2 separate regions of the Mus musculus genome follow, and region 2 is linked to region 1. Evidence: chromatin loops called from intact Hi-C (ENCODE). Cell type or tissue: left cerebral cortex. All regions are shown on one strand. Each heading gives the region's core, and the rest is flanking DNA. Links, peaks and the distances in the headings are about the cores only. Region 1 holds the start of Pja2 (praja ring finger ubiquitin ligase 2). Region 2 overlaps Fer (fer (fms/fps related) protein kinase).

Evidence for each region. A loop is a pair of places that touch in the nucleus more often than their neighbours do. Peaks named below come from ENCODE experiments on the same cell type or tissue, not always from the same donor. Only the 100,000 strongest peaks of a DNase experiment are listed, where the experiment ranks them.
Region 2: it touches region 1 in a loop (2.6-fold over the local background); 2 of 42 quality-filtered maps call a loop at or near these places.

The regions. Positions count from the first base shown.
Region 1 is chr17:64,330,452-64,333,365 of GRCm38, reverse strand. Pja2 (praja ring finger ubiquitin ligase 2) reads left to right here and starts at 1,483. Exons shown (of 10, transcript NM_001025309.1): 1 at 1,483-1,570. In left cerebral cortex, for the core only: a CTCF peak has its summit at 1,331; DNase peaks (open chromatin) are centred at 1,203, 1,946 and 2,654; H3K4me3 peaks cover 2,190 bases; H3K27ac peaks cover 2,158 bases.
Region 2 is chr17:64,135,149-64,138,062 of GRCm38, reverse strand. It overlaps Fer (fer (fms/fps related) protein kinase), which reads right to left. Exons shown (of 19, transcript NM_001037997.3): 18 at 231-353. Among named protein-coding and RNA genes, the nearest start is that of Gm46590, 3.2 kb to the right of the region's middle. In left cerebral cortex, for the core only: no CTCF peak of the experiment used is centred there; a DNase peak (open chromatin) is centred at 1,618; H3K27ac peaks cover 36 bases.

The sequences.
Region 1 (2,914 bases), core at 185-2,684:
TAGTTCATTCTAGTATACCCAGACATGGTATGGAAATGATTGAGATTTGAGAAGTCCTGCACCTGCCAACCTGTTAGTGTGTTCAACTGAACCAATCTTCAAGACTCTAAAGGAAAATTAGTTAAAATATACATTCTCTTTCAAGAGAGCAAGGACTTGGAGACATGTAAAAGAGTAATTTGGGGGGCGGGTAAAATATATGCTACTGGGGTATTCTGGGAATTAAACTTGGTTTCACAAAATGTCTAGCAATTTCTCGTGTTTTTATGGGAAATGTCGAATCATTTCTTTACATCGATGGTAGAAAAAGTAGTTTCAGTTCACTGGCAGATTTTACAGCTAAAGGACATCACAAGAAGTGGGGCTCTTAATCTGTGTGGGTAGGGAGGCCACGTGATAAATATATCCTGGGCTTTTGAGCTCTGGGTGATGAAGCTGGGGGTGGGGGCGGGGAGTTAAGAGAAGAGAGCTAGGCTGTAATCAGAGAAGCAGGCAGGCTTCAGGATGAGAAAAGGGGACATGTGCATCACTGACATAACGAACTTAAACTGTGACTGGGTTTAAATTAAGCAAGGTGTCCAGGGACTCCAGCTGTTGTATTTATTTTGGTTGCATGAGACGAGAGCTGATAACTCCGAGCCTGACACCCGATATAACTTAGCTGTCAGCTGCTAAACTCTGGTCAGGCCAAATCTACATCTCACCTATAGCTGCTTTATACAAACAGAATCAGAGAGCAGGGCGAGGGTCTGACCAGTGGTGGGCGGGTACCACGCACCACAGAGAACCACAGCAAACAAGCTCTTCGTACGTTTCTTTCCCTCGCTGCTATCAGAATTGCAACTGGTTTCGGATTTTCTTTTCTTGTACTTCAAATTGCAAATACTGGGTAACTTCTCACAGCCTTGGGAACCGAATTCTGCACCTCCATTTTGCTGGGGGGCATGCGGGAATGGAGGGAGAAGTGTAACTGCGCCAGTCCTGCGCTCAGCTCTCCACACCCCCTTCCCTTCGGGAGACCCCGCCCTTTTCTCCCAGCCAAACCACAAAAGGCCTGACAGTGGATCGGGCCTCGGCGCCCCGCCCCCGCCCAAACGTCGCAGTGCTGCAGGGGCGGGCGCAGGGCCAGAGAGGGGGCGGAGCCAAGCGCGTCTCCACTCTCCTCGGCCAATCCGCGAAGGGCCTGGGAGAGAGCTTGCAGGCGCCAGGCAGAGAGACAGCCCCAGTTATTTTCCCTTTTTCTGCCACGTCCAACCATGACGTAGGCCTACTTCTAGGACTGCGATTGGATGCGTGCTTTTCCCCCTGCAGAGGGCCGTGAAGTCTATTGGCTGCGCCCTCAGGGGGCGGGGCTAAAGCGCTCCCTTCCTCCGCCTCCTTCGCAGCGCAAGGGGCGGGACGCGCCGCCGCCGCCGCCGCCGTCACCACCTCTGCTTCCGCCGCCGCCGCCGCCGCCGCCGCTGCAGCCGCTGCGCGTTCGGCGGGGGAGGAGTCGGAGGCGGAGAAGAAGGCGGTGGTGGCGGGTGGAGGATCGAGCGCTGTTCTCGCTCTGGAGCCGCTGCACATCTCGGTGAGGGCAATTTTTATTTTTTTCTCTCTCCATTCTGGCTGATTCTGTCAGAGCGGATCTGGGTGAGGGAGCCGCTGCCCAGGCGCCTCGGCTTCGGGGGTCTCCGAGGAACGGACCGAGCCGTGGCCGGCCATGGTGGGTGGGGTTGGCGACTGAGAGGCCTCCGGCCATCCCGCCCGGGGCCGCGCTCTAGCCCGAGCCGCCGCGCCCGCCGCCCGCTCGCTCCCGCCGGCTGTCTGCTGTCCTTGGTGCCCTGGTCAAGGACCCGGCGCCTTGCCCCTCGCGGCCCGCCAGTGCCGCCCACCCTCAGGCCCGCCGCGGAGGACCGTGGCGCACTAGGCCTGCGGGGCCCCTGCCCGGCCCGGCACGGCACGCCTTCCATCCCTGCCTCCCGGATTTGCGTCCTCCCCGATTGTCACCGAGGCCCAGGCACCCTGTCAGGCAGTGCCAGTGGCCTACCGTCTTCTTGGTCAGCGTTAGGCCCCAGCACGCCTGTCAGAGGCACCTTCAGGGCTCCCCTCCCCGCCCCCACCCGCACCTCCACCCCCACCCCAAGATGCCTCCAGGTTTATCATTTTTTGCGCACATTAAAAATGGTGAGTTGAAAGCTGCCCAGACCAAGTTGAATAAAATAAAACAAAAAAAAAAATTGTATGTCTACATAGACAACTGCTTTGACGATCCTCATTCTGTCAAGTATACGATTCTTTTTTTTTTTTTTAAAGAGGCCTTACTCTATTTTTATCACGAAATATTTGCTATTATTTCTTTTAAGATGGCAGTCATTGCTGAAGACTTAACAGGTCATTTGATGAGTGTATACAGGAACGTAAAAAAATAACAGAAATAAACGTAACATGTTTGTGATTGTCTTCTGGATTTCATGTCTTTTTATATGAAATAATTTTATTCTTCTATTACAGACATGCACCCTCCGTGTAAAATTCAGCAGTATAAAGAGAGAAGTATTAAATAAATACTAATATGTGACTATTTTCATCCTTCAGTGCCCCACCAGTATTTCGGTTTGGTGGTCATCTTTCCAAGTGCTTTCACAAACGCATCTTGAAAGATACACACACATGCAGAGTTGTCTCCTTCAGGGATGGGGGTGAGGGCTATGCTGAGCACATTTGTGTAAAGCTTGCTTCTTCTAATTATATATCTTGGACATAGACTCCCGTTTTATGTAGGCCTCCCTAATACTTTTTCTATCTAAGGGTACATCCTATTTCTTTAATTTGATGGACTTTAATTAAGTATTCCTACTGAAAGCCGTTTCAGTGCTTGCAGTTGAAAGTTATGCTTTATACTAAAGGTAACTAACTCACGTATTGATTGATT
Region 2 (2,914 bases), core at 241-2,740, 200 kb after region 1:
CAGCTATGCTTAGCTGGAAGCTACCTAAGGGCCACAGGTCAGACAGGCTTGCAAATGTTTGCTTCTGTTCTGTAGGAGCCGTAGCATCCATAGTATTCCAAAACAGACTTCTCTAACATCTTTCCTCCTTACTGTGTCTTAAACAGCACTGTGATTCTTCTCCCAAAGCCAGTGTGCGGGCACCACTGGCCTGGTGGACTCCGACGTGAAGCACTAAGGCCTTGGCTCACCTCTCTCCACTTGCTCTCGCGCTTGCTGGTTTGTCATTCCAGGGTACGGGCAGACTCCTAGGCTGAAGGTCTCCCAGAGGAGGATGCCGAAGCTCCACACGTCACTTTCAGAACTGTATCTCCCTGAAAGGGAGGAGATAATGATAACCCGGTGAGTGAATGGGATGAGAAGACAGTGGCTCTGGCTACGCGTGTCAGCTCGTCAGCCTCCACACAGCACAGTCAGGCTTCCATAGGACACCACAGCAACATCCCGTTCTCGGTTCTCAGTACTCGCCTTAATGCCAGGGCTAGTAATGGTAACAATCAAGTGAAGTCTTCAGGAGGCTAGTTCAACTAAATGAGCTACAAAATGTCTTCCCTTCCCCAAGAACAAGAATTCAGCCAGCATGCAGGCTTATGTCCCCTGTGATATGTGGATGAGGATGGTGTGTGTGTACAGACACACATATGTGTATATATACACATTTATACACACATATATGTATATACACATATATGTATATATACATATACATATATACACAAAAACACACACACTTGCACATATCAATGCCTAGGAGATTAAATAAGTCAGATTCCTACAGTTTGGTCTTCTGTCTGTGTCATTTTCTTTCCAGTAAAATAACAAACTTAAAGCATTAAGGAAAGTTTCTTAACTTCAATGTTTTACTCATCACTGTTTGTAGATAGTTTTACATGCTTAAAGGTCTCATTTTCTCTACCGATAGTTTCATTTGCAGAAAATACATTTCTCCATGTGGTCTGAATAGACTGGAAATTAACATAGCTGGCTGATAAAAACAAGTTCTTCAAATTACATGGTGTCTTGTTTTGTCAAAATATCTTGGTGCACCTGTTTTATTGAGCTACATAAGCTGAACTCTTAGGAATGTTTTTGGTCGCTTTCAGCAGAAGCACAGAGATAAAATCCTACCCAGGAAGCCTTGTGGGGATGGATAGGAAATCAGGGAGAAGCAGCAGAAACGTCCCTCCCAGTCTAACACATGGCACATACACACTGTCACAACTAAACCCCACCTGCAGTAATGTTGATGGCATTTTGTTTTTGAAGTGAAACACACACACACACACACACACACACACACACAGGTCTATGTGTATATGATATAGATTGGCCTTTATCTCCAGACCCTCCTACCTCTGCCTCTCCAGTGCTGGGTTACAGGCATATGTCACCACACATAGCATGAAGGTCTCTTGAACCATAGCATTTCCTATCCATCTGCTACCCCAGGATTTGTAAATGACACTCCTAGAAAATGGTCATGTTCCTCTAAAACAGAATGGCCTCTTCCATTCTGGAAGAGAGTAAAATGGCCGAGAGTCTGCCTGTGCTGGGGTGCAGTCCTCAGCCTGCAGCACACACTCATTATCCACCGCAGCTGTGGAAATCAGCTTCCGGCTGAGCTAGGAGGTAATTACGGACATTGCCAGTGCTGCTGGCTTAGGAAAATTACTTTTCTTCTCTACACATCAGGTCTTTTCATGAAACTCATTTGGTGGCTAAAGGTTAAGGCTAATTTTGGGAAGAACTTAAGTTATGTAGACTTACATTTTATCTGGTAAAGTACTGTCCGGAGGAGATCAAGAAAGGCACTTTGTAAACAGATCCCACGTGGGCTATGCCACCTGCCTGACCTTTGCACCTGGCTAATGTCACCACTGCAGAGTAAGCTGAGGGCACTGTGCTGCTGCTTCAACGTCTGACCCTCATGGTACTCAGTGGGCTGGAGAGAAGGCTCTAAATTTACATATGCATAGAGGAGGAGCCGTCTTGCCCAGGCCAGGTAGCCAACAACATGGAAGCAGAAAGTCCTGAATCCCTCTCATTCCAGGGTCTCAGTAGTTACATCACACCAGTTAACTGAGAGGAACGTCTGCTTAGTTATGTTGTGGGCTCCACTCTGATCTCCAAACAAGCAGGTGGCCAATGGTTAACTTGTTAAATAATTTTTGAGACTATAATTACATAATTTCTCTCTTTACTCCACCCAAACCCTCCCATGTTCCCCTTCTGACTCTCACTGCAAGCATGTGTATACATATATATTTCTAAATGTAGCCTCTTCAGTCCGTACCCTGTTACTTGTGTGCATGTTTAGGGGCCACCTACTGGTGTGCTCTTCCCTAGGGAAGACCCCTTATCTCACTCCCTGCTGGAAAACCTTTTCAGTAATGGACAGATAAATGACTTTATTTCTTAGTTGAAGATCAATAGACTACCCGTTTCTTTATAAACCCTGTACTTTTGTTGAAAGCTAGACTGGGAGTGGAAGAGATACAAGCTATGTTGTCTGAGTGTCCTATTGTTTAATTACTGGGGAGAGCTGAGGATTGAATGTGAGATGTCCCCTACAGGCTCATGTGTGTGTGGTCAATTGGTCCCTAAGGGGCGATGGTGTCTGGGAAGGCCAGGAAGCCTTGCTGGAGGAAGCAAGTCATTGGGGGCAAGTGCTTATGCCTTATGCTCCAGCACTGTTTCCTGATGCAATGTGACGAGCCAGTCCCCTGCTGCCATGTCTTCCCTGCCAGGACAGACCATGTCCCTCTGGAAACATAAACCAGAAATAACCTCCTTCTCCCTTGAGTTTGATACACCCTAAGATCGACAGTCACACCTTACACCTCCACGACTTGAACATGAGCATGAAGAGGGGAAT